Linked DNA regions of Homo sapiens: region 2 is linked to region 1. The links are chromatin contacts, found by Hi-C or POLR2A ChIA-PET in ENCODE. All regions are on one chromosome and are shown on one strand. The core of a region is the stretch at or near the end of the contact, and the rest is flanking DNA. Distances in the headings are between cores, read along the strand shown. Region 1 overlaps MIR3681HG (MIR3681 host gene). Region 2 has its middle 42 kb from the start of TRIB2.

The links. A loop is a pair of places that touch in the nucleus more often than their neighbours do. ChIA-PET counts read pairs that join two places held with the same protein, here RNA polymerase II (POLR2A).
Region 2: POLR2A ChIA-PET joins it to region 1 with 11 read pairs in BJ. The contact joins two enhancer-like sites. A Hi-C loop is called at or near these places in 1 of 168 maps with a recorded cell type or tissue (sigmoid colon). POLR2A ChIA-PET finds 5 or more read pairs at or near these places in 5 of 52 experiments (AG04450, BJ, H1 and 2 more).

Annotation. Positions count from the first base shown.
Region 1 is chr2:12,532,900-12,537,512 of GRCh38, reverse strand. All of the region lies in intron 4 of MIR3681HG (MIR3681 host gene), which reads right to left. Among named protein-coding and RNA genes, the nearest start is that of TRIB2, 180 kb to the left of the region's middle. Within about 2 kb of position 2,757, at least 7 of the 41 ENCODE cell types and tissues checked have a DNase peak (open chromatin) inside an H3K27ac peak, as active enhancers do.
Region 2 is chr2:12,672,443-12,677,221 of GRCh38, reverse strand. No RefSeq gene overlaps it. Among named protein-coding and RNA genes, the nearest start is that of TRIB2, 42 kb to the left of the region's middle. Within about 2 kb of position 2,426, at least 5 of the 41 ENCODE cell types and tissues checked have a DNase peak (open chromatin) inside an H3K27ac peak, as active enhancers do.

The DNA.
Region 1 (4,613 bases), core at 1,508-4,007:
CATTTTAATAGCTACATAGTATTTTATTCAGAAAATGCACCATAAATTATTGAACCATTTCTGTTTTTTTAGTTGAACTCCCATTTTGTACTAAGACATTCATTGTAGATATATACAATAATGCACTCCATGTTTACTATGCCTTTTGGTACTTTGGTTAATATTTATTTCCTGTTATGTTTTGATAGAATTTGGAAGGTAAGCATCCTATTAAAAATAGGACGCTCGTTGTTATCATAAGAAGTTCCACAAACATTCCGAATACTGTGATGTTCTATTTATATCCATCTACTCAAATACATGGACACTCGGCTCCCTTTTATGGAGTTTTGTGCATTTTGCCTCTTCTCCCTCTCCCTTCCCATTCTTCACTAGTTTAATCTTGGGAGTCTGACATCTTTGCTTAAACACCCCCCACACACACACCACCAGCAGTTTGCTTCTTGTGTCCTGTTTCTAGTCAAAAAGGAGTTAGATTGCCAGTTTTCTTTCTCTGCTTTTCACTTTTCCTGTTCTCTTTTTGCTATAATAATTGCCCATCCCATTCCTTTCTTTTTAAATTTAGCACTTGATTTCATCACTCATATTAAATATTCTTTTCAAGCATTTTCCCCTCTATTCTGTTCTTGTTGTTAATGGATTTAGGGAAATGTGGGAGTCCCTGGAAGGAAAGAGCACATCAGGGCAGCATGAAAGATAATTACAGGCCCCATGTCTGAGGTCGCATTCTTTACTTTGGCCACTATTAAATGAGCTTATTTACAACCCTCAACTTTATCCCTCTCTTTTAAAGAGACGCATATATACATTAAATGTAATACCCTCACCCCCAGCTTCATTTAATTTTACTACCAATAATATTCCCTTTTCAAGGTGTTGGGTCTACCATTTACTTGTTGAATTTTATTTTGTAAGCTGTCTCAATTTAGTTTTTGAAAGGAATGGAAAAACAAAAGAATGGACGTCTACATGATCAAATGCACATAGATTTCACAGTGAAAAAAATCATCGAAAGACCTTCCATGATGTGGCAACTCAGATACAATTGATCTTTAAAACCCAATTGAACAGAATGCCTTAGTAATTATTATTCAGAATACCAAGGCCCTGGCCCATGGTACAATTATCAGAAGCTCCATTTTTGATATTTACTGCATGTTAAGAGAACTCTCTGGAGAGGAACTGAAATAAAACAGTCTCTGGAATCACTGACGAAAGTTTCCCCTAAATGTCTGCTACATACTCAATGCGGATGAGCTGTGGTCCTTGTCATGCCTTCTCACACAAGAGGAAAGATGGTAGAATGGGAATTTCTTCTTTTCCTTGAGTAGCAAAAATTGGCCTGCTATTTACCAAACCCACTCTCTTTTTCTCCTGAGCACACAACTAGGAGACATTTTCAATGTTCCCTGAAGTTAGGTGAGGTTACATGACTGAGTCCCGGCCAATGAGATGTGTACAGAAGTGGCAAGTGCTACTTCCATGGTGGTCCACAATAGTCGATTACATGTCATTTCCTATGCTCTTTCCTTTAGTTTCAGATTCACCCAGATGCCTTGGATAATTTGTTTTGGAAAACATATATTGAAGATATCAGAGCCACAGTATGACAGAAGACTAGGTCCCAGAATCACAACTGGAAGGAAAGTCATGCACTAATGAAGAAAACAATTCTTAAGGCTTATATGAGCTGAAAACAAACTTCTGTCATGTTGCTGCCTTTATCCATTTTTAAAAGATGTTTGTCATCAGTAGTGCTACTCTAATAAAATACATCATGAGCACAATAACTTAAACTGGTCTCATTATAAATCCTAGATCTCCTATCATCACAGTTTAAATCCAGACTACTGGTGTGGAAAGGTATATAAATGCCTTCCAGAATCTGAAAGGCATAATTTTGTTCACTTATTTCAGGTTTTACTAAGGATTCCATACCCTTGGCTTCTGTTGAATTATTTCATACACACTATTTTGTAAAGTAGATAGAAGATGTGCCTAGGATTTAGGGTTTTTAATGTCTTTCCATCTTCCCAGGATGCCTATATAGTAATCATTTAAAATACAAGACAATCCAATAAGATGACATGAAGCTTTCCATGAACTCGAAGAACCAATGAGAATAGATCTCTCTAAAATATTGGTGAACAAATGAATACTTGCCAGAGTCAGAACAATGAATTTTAATTGAATTATTGCACCCACCAGGCATTCCAGAGCCAAAGCACTTTTCCTTTTTTAAGTAACAATTTTGTCTTTTAAAAAGTGTATTTCTAGCTTGACATAAGCATGACTTTTTCTTTCATGTGTCATGTATAAATGGAGCAATTTATTTTCTTTGGACTCACAGAGTAAATCCTCATCTTTGCTTGTGCTGATGGGGTGCAGGCATGTGTGGGAGGAATTCTATGAATGTGGAGCTTTTCCCGTGGGTGCAGAGAGAGTTTGATGGGAGCTGATGAGGTGTGTGTGTGTTCTTCAGACTTATCAACCACCACATGATGCTGGAAGATGAGCCAGTGAATTTGTGGGTGTTGAGCTTGTTGGATATTCTGGATGCAGGTTTTTTTTTTTAATTTACTATTTAATAAAACCCAGCTGACAAGCTTTTTTTGTAAATCATGTTTATGAGATATGAGTCAGTGATGACATATGCATAAGCGATTCCAATGAAAGGAAAACCTTTAAGGCAAGTAGTCCTTGGTTTTGTGGGAAGCTTAGCCAAGCATGTTGCTCTAGCCTCTGGGGTGAATTCTTTCCTAGCTACAGTGAGACGAGAAAATCTTCAGAGCACATTCCAAGATGGGGCTTTTTTTTTTTTTTTCTGTGAGAAGGTGAAGACAGAGACCAGTTTGGTTTGGTGGTTGTCATTCCGACTTCCCACACTGTCATAACTAGGACATGGCTGTGAAAGAACAGCTTGAAGATGAAGCAAACCCTGTTCTAGTAGCCGGGGAGCCTTTGTTTAGTTTTAGTTTAGTTTTTTGTTGTTGTCGAAGCTTTTGAAAGTCTTCTCTGAAAGTGGTTCTGTGTAGTAGGGGGGAGAGACAACTTTGTTGTTTTCTAAGAAACAAACAAAAAACCTGCTTCTTTGAATCTCCCAAATGCAAAAGCAAAGATACTTTCCTTGTACCTTCCTCCAATTCCTGCCACGCATGTTTGGGTCTCATCAGACTTCTTTCCTTACTGTGCCATCCAACGAAATGTCATGGTCCTTGAATGGCTTTATTAAATATCAGATGGCAAATACGTATGCAGTCATGAGGCACAGGAAATAGCAAACCATCCTGATATCCTCTAAATAAGCTGAACATTTCACTTGAGGGAAGGTATTGCAGATATTCCAGATTGAGGAAGAGAACACACCCTCTATAAATTGAAACCTTTCATTACAGTTTTTTAAAATCTCATATTTTCATTAGGAACTGGAAATAAGATCAATTTTCTCTTGGGAACTATATTGAAAAATATAAAGAGACAAATATAACCCAGGCAGAGAGGAATTGATGGGCACTCAAGTAGGAAATTTTTTTTAAATAAAAACTTACCTGCCCATGGTATGGTTAAGCTTGACTCAACTGCAAAATGATTTTTGTCATTGTTAGATGCCATAAGGTATTATATTAGCAGCCTAACCTACATGAGAGATTGTATGACTCAGGAGTTCAAACAGATCATCAATATTATGGCTAGAACCAAGGTTTTTAACAGTTCAGGCTACTTTCAGGAAAACTCTTTCCAAGTGTCATATGTATAAAATGTTTGGAATTCTTATTTAATGCATTCTATTATTTAGAGGGCTTGCTTCTATTATTCAGGGGCTGAATAGTGCTTTGACTTAGTTATCTACAAAATGCAACTTAAAATACAAAGGAGGGAGAGAAAGACAGACTTCTGTCAGAGGTATCCTCTGCAGTAAAACCTTTGTATTTTACTTCCTAGAAGAGCCCAGGTCTTGATCTGAAGGATCTTGAACTGCCCCAGGCATGACTGTGTGACAAAGCAGTATATTAAAACAGTTGAGCATAACCACTGGAGAAAAACTGCTACTTTTTGCATGAGTTTTCTGCATCGAGTACAGCAGCTATATCCTACTCAGTTCTGAGCATAAAAGTTTAAAAGTGAAATTGACAATTTGGAATTTATCCAGAGAAGAGCAACTAGTATGTTAAGTATTATAAAACCAGAAAACTACTTCAAATGAGGAGATAACACTGAAAGAAAAGGAGACATTTAACTGAAGAAAGAAAACTGAATGGGGACCCTAATTCCGTTTTCAAGTATAAGGGAACTGCCAAGAGAAAGTAAAATTTGATGCTTTCTAGGTAGCTCCATAGAGTGGAAAATTAAGGAGATTTCAGTTGAATGATTATTTAACTGATAATTAAAATAAAATGACCTGTCTCATAAGTGACTTCTTATCACTGGAAGTAATCAACAGAGATCCTTGGTAATCCTGACAGGGAAGCTATAGGTGACATTTACAATGGATGAATGTGGTCAGATTGTTTCTATGGCTCTCTTTCTGCTCCAGCCTTCTGCAATTTCATAAACCATCTGTTGTGGCTTTTTCGTTGTTGTCATTTGTTTGTTTTTAAGACAACCCTATTAAA
Region 2 (4,779 bases), core at 1,177-3,676, 140 kb before region 1:
TACTGATCTTTGGAAGATAAAGTTGCTTGCCCAAGAGACTCAACTGTTAAGAAGCAAGACTTGAATCTAAGTTTTTTGTCTCAACTATTGTATTTTCTCGAATCTAGCTTGAATCATTGATTACACCCATTGCAACTCTGTGACATGCAGTGAATTACTTAACATCTCTGCACCTCAGTGTTTTTCTCTGTTAAATGGAGATAGTGATAATACTGATTCATAGGATTCGAGTGATGACTAAATCAGTTCACATAGGTTCATATAGACTTGGAACAGTGCCTAGGACAAGGTAAAAGCTATACAATATTTGGCCATGTTATTGATTCTTCTTGTTATTATTACCTGTCTCCGGAACAACTTGGTTTGATATTTTAATTTTATATGAATAGCATTTGACCCGTCTATCAGCTTATCCTGAAACTAATATAAGTAGATAATTTCACCAACAAAGGTGTTCTTTTTGATAAATATAAACAATTAAAATTGGATTAATGGACCTTGAACTTCAAAAGAGTCAGGAGCCTTTAGGTTAAAACAATTGCTCCCTTTTCTAACAAACCTGTCAGCCACAACACAAATAGTTCATTAGTGTCTTTCTTCCTTTCTTTCTCTTTCTCTCTTTTGCTTTCTTTCTCTCACTCTCTTTCTTTATCTTTCTATTTCTCTCTCTCTCTCTCTCTCTCTCTTTCTTTCTTTTTTTCCTTCATATAGCATTATTGAGCACCTACAGTGTGTCAGGTACCATTCTAGGTACAACAATGAACACAACAGGCAAAATTCCTGTCTTTATAAGGCTTACATTCTAGTTAGAGGGATAAAGAAAGAAATAAGAAAATAAGGAGTACAATGCACACTACATTACATGATGATAAGGGCTTTGGAAAGAAAGAAAACAGAAAGGGGGAATGAGGGGTGCAGGGGGAGGGCATGTTAAGTAAGATGATTAGCGAAAGCCTCACTTAGAAGGTGACTTAGAGAGTGGCCCACGTAGCTGCTGCGTTCATAGCATGCTAGGCAGACGATTTTACATGTTCTCTAATTGTTTCATATTGATTTCTTGGAGGAAAGAGCCATACCTGACACTTGATTAATTAGTGATTTTCATCCATTTATTAAGCCTTTTGTGATTACGTGCTTTGTTCCAAGCTCTGCCCTGGATACCATGGCTTTTGATAAACGAGAGATTATCCTGGCAATTACTATATGAGTCACAGTGCAGCTGGGGAGAGGAAAAGCGAGTCCACAATGACCATGCCGTGCAATAAGGTCTCTAGCTCAGAGCAGTATGAGAACGAAGAGTGATCATCCCAAATACCAGGGTGAGAAGGAGAGGGTCAGGACCTCAGGCCTGCAGAAGAGGCTCAGAGGAAGTGACAATCAAATGAGCCTAAGTAAAGGAGGGAAAGTTGATCAGGTATGGCGTTCCATGAAGGGGAGCCGGTATGCTTAGTGACAGGTACAGGGGTGTCCTCTGCTGGCAGAGCAGAGGGTGGGAGGGGTGTGGTGGGAAAGAGGCTGGAAGGCTAGCAGAGCAGGGCCAGAGCTCCTGGGACCCACACACAACAATGAGGGCTGTGCCCTTTATCCTGGACCAGGAAGGGCCACATGAGGACTTTGAGAAGAGTGGGCGGGGTCGTATCTGTTACTTAAGATGACTAATTCCATAGCTGTGAGCAGGAGGAAGGACTGACTTTCTAATAGCACCAGATTGTGAGACTAAAGATAAGGAGACCAGCTCACAGTGTGAGGGACGAGAAAGCCTGCTCAACAGAGGAACATAGGAGGAGGGGTTGGCTTCTAGGCTTCTCGATGTGGCAAGGAGATGGATTCAGGAGGTCTTGATGACCTCCTGGCTCGGAGCGAGAGGGAGGAGGCTAGAAAGGGGCTCATGCTTCCGACAGGGGTGAACAATAGGGATGATATCATTGCTGACCAAGATAGGAACTCTGACAGTACTTGGGTCAAACTTGGACATGCTAATTGAGAAGTTCTCCAGGGACATCTACAAGGGAGTTGAAGATGGCTTGGGGTAGATTTGGGTCAGGAGCCTATTTCCACCAGCAGCATCCACTGTGGGCCGTCCCTGTTCCCAACAGAAGCAGATTAGCCTGGCTTGGGATCTGTTCCTGGAGTTCCAAGACTTCCAAAGGCCCTGAAATGCAGTGTTCCCACAGCCTGGAGACAGAGGCAGCTTGTCTTAAAAGTCTAGACATTGCCCTCATGATAATAATTTGTAGATCCTTAGTCACATGCCAGACACTATTTAAAGAACTTGATATTAAGTTTCACATTTTGACCTTCAAATGTTCTCCAAATGGCAGGTACTCATATTATTTCTATTTTATAGATAAGGAAACTAAGTCTCAGGGAGGTGCATTAACTTGTCCAAGGTCATCCAACTGATAGCAGCTCCAGGACTTCAACCCTGGTCATGTGGCAGGGCCTTAGTCGGCATTTTTCACCACTCGGGGTTTTGTTGTTGCTGTGTTGTGTTTCAGTTTTTCCACAGCTCTAATTGAAAAGAGGGCAGGTGGAAACTTTATGTGAAAATAAGCTATTCTTGAGGAAATATTCATTATAGAAAGAGAGCCTAAATAGAGACTGGTCTTGTTTAAAGTGGATTCAATAATAAACTCATGGATACAGGAAGAGATGCCTTGAATTTCTTCCAGGCTCCCCAGTGCCCTACATTTATTCACCACCCGACGTTTCCTGAGCATCAGCAGGCAAATGGAGCCATGATCAAAACAGACGGCACCTCCACCCTCAAGGAGCTTCCCCAAATGAGAAACCAAAAACGAAGCTCCTGAATTGGCCCCAAACTGAGCACTTTTTGACCACATTTTCGAAGCTAAAATCTCAAAAACAACTTGCCTTCATTGTGCCTGGTAACAAAAGACCCAATGCCCTTCTCAACGGCTTCCTGTAGAAGATCACTCTCAGAATCCCAGGAGCCTCTGATAAGCAGGCAGATGCAGCAGGGAAAAGAATCCCTGAAATGAAAAGGAGATGACATTTAAACGAGTAGTGGTTGTTTCAGCATCATTAATAATAGCTAGCACTTTCATTAAACTTCAAAGGTGATAAAGATGAACAGCATCTCACAGCAATGCTGTAAGATTGTCATCCCATTTAATGGATGAGAGCAGTGAAGCTCACAGATGTAAAGTGATTTGCTGGTTAGTAGCAAAACCTGGACTCAGATGTCAGGATTGCACCTCCAGGCCCCTTCCCCTGTTGGGGTACCTGGCTGTTTTTCTGTTTCAAAAAAATCTTGTTGAAGTTGCTCTCTTTTGAGATGCTTTGAGAGAATACTGAAGCAGAAGGAAGCTTGTGAAAGGCTTTTGTAGGTTTAGTAGGGAATTATTATCTTTTACATTTCAGCTTCCATGGCAGCAGCTGCAGCATCAGACATGGAAAGCAAAGATGGTTGTAAACCAGTTGTCTTTTCTACCACTTCAGAGGGTAAAGAATGGGAAAATATCAACTCCCTGGGCTTTATTGTTTAAAATTTTTATTTTTTGGAGGAGACTGGTTGCCTTGCTTTTAGGTCGATATTCTCTTGATGAGGTATTTCCCATTCCAGGAAGCTTCATGGCTTAATTCAGAAGCAAAGGCTGTGATGATACCTCCTGGATTGGCAAAGTAGGAGCTTGGATTTTCCTGGAGTCCCCACCAGCAGAACTAAAACTGGCTGGAGTTTCTCCAGCCAAGATCTGCCACGTCACGTACCATCTGTGCCTGGATACATGCTCCCCTTGGACCTCAAGCATATTTTTCCTGTAACCCAGTGGCACCAGAAGGAAGGCTTTCCCCTCATAGCAGGGCAGAGGCCCACCCCTCAGTTACAGTCACATGAGCCAATGTCCAAGGCACTGATTATGCTGCTTCCATATTCACAGCAAATTTGCTTTACCCAGAATTGGGTTCCTGAGAACAAAGAAAAATAAGAGCTCTCATTTTTTCCTTTAAAAAGTGTGGAGTTTTTTTTTTTTTTGTCTTTTTCTTGCTAGTGTTCGTGAGTACATATACATGCTTGCTGAGATGGAAAATCTGGAAGGGCTCCCAAATTGTGTTATACTCCAACCCACACACCAGGAAAATCCTTAGGGAAACAGTGAGAGGGTGTCAGGGGGCGTTGTTTCATTCAGAGAGAACCTGGTTATAGCATATGAAATGTATCATTCCATATTATTTTGCTAAAGATTCTGCACCCAAATATACACTCAGCAAAGTCCTCCTGGTGGGTTATGTTCCAGAAAATAGGGTGATTCCCCTTCCCTTTTCCTGTTCCGTCACTGACGCAACCCCACAGCCGAGCGGTGTGCAGCCCTCCCCATTGGCAAGAATTCTCTGCACACCCTCTATGTGCCTGGCAAAGTGATAACTGCCACAAGCTAGTTAAGAAATGGAGCCCACAGACCCCATAAACAGGATTACCATTGGGACAGAACTGTGCCATGCATCTTCATAAAGTCATTAAACCAGCTGCGAGTCCCTTGAGGACACGACTCTCATTGTATTTGCATTTATACTCCTAACACCTGAGGTGGGAAGTGGTTTCTAAGACATTCAATGACTATTCCTTGAATAAAAATATAGTGAATGAGAACTTAGCATGATAATGTTATATTTCATATAATTTTCTAGTAGTACATTAAAATGTCAAAATAGGGGGTCTAATTAGAGTATAGGATGGTTTAACATAGGACACATCATAATTCACAAATACAGTAGGTCAGTTGATTTCTCTCTCTCTCTCTCTCTCGGTTTCATATA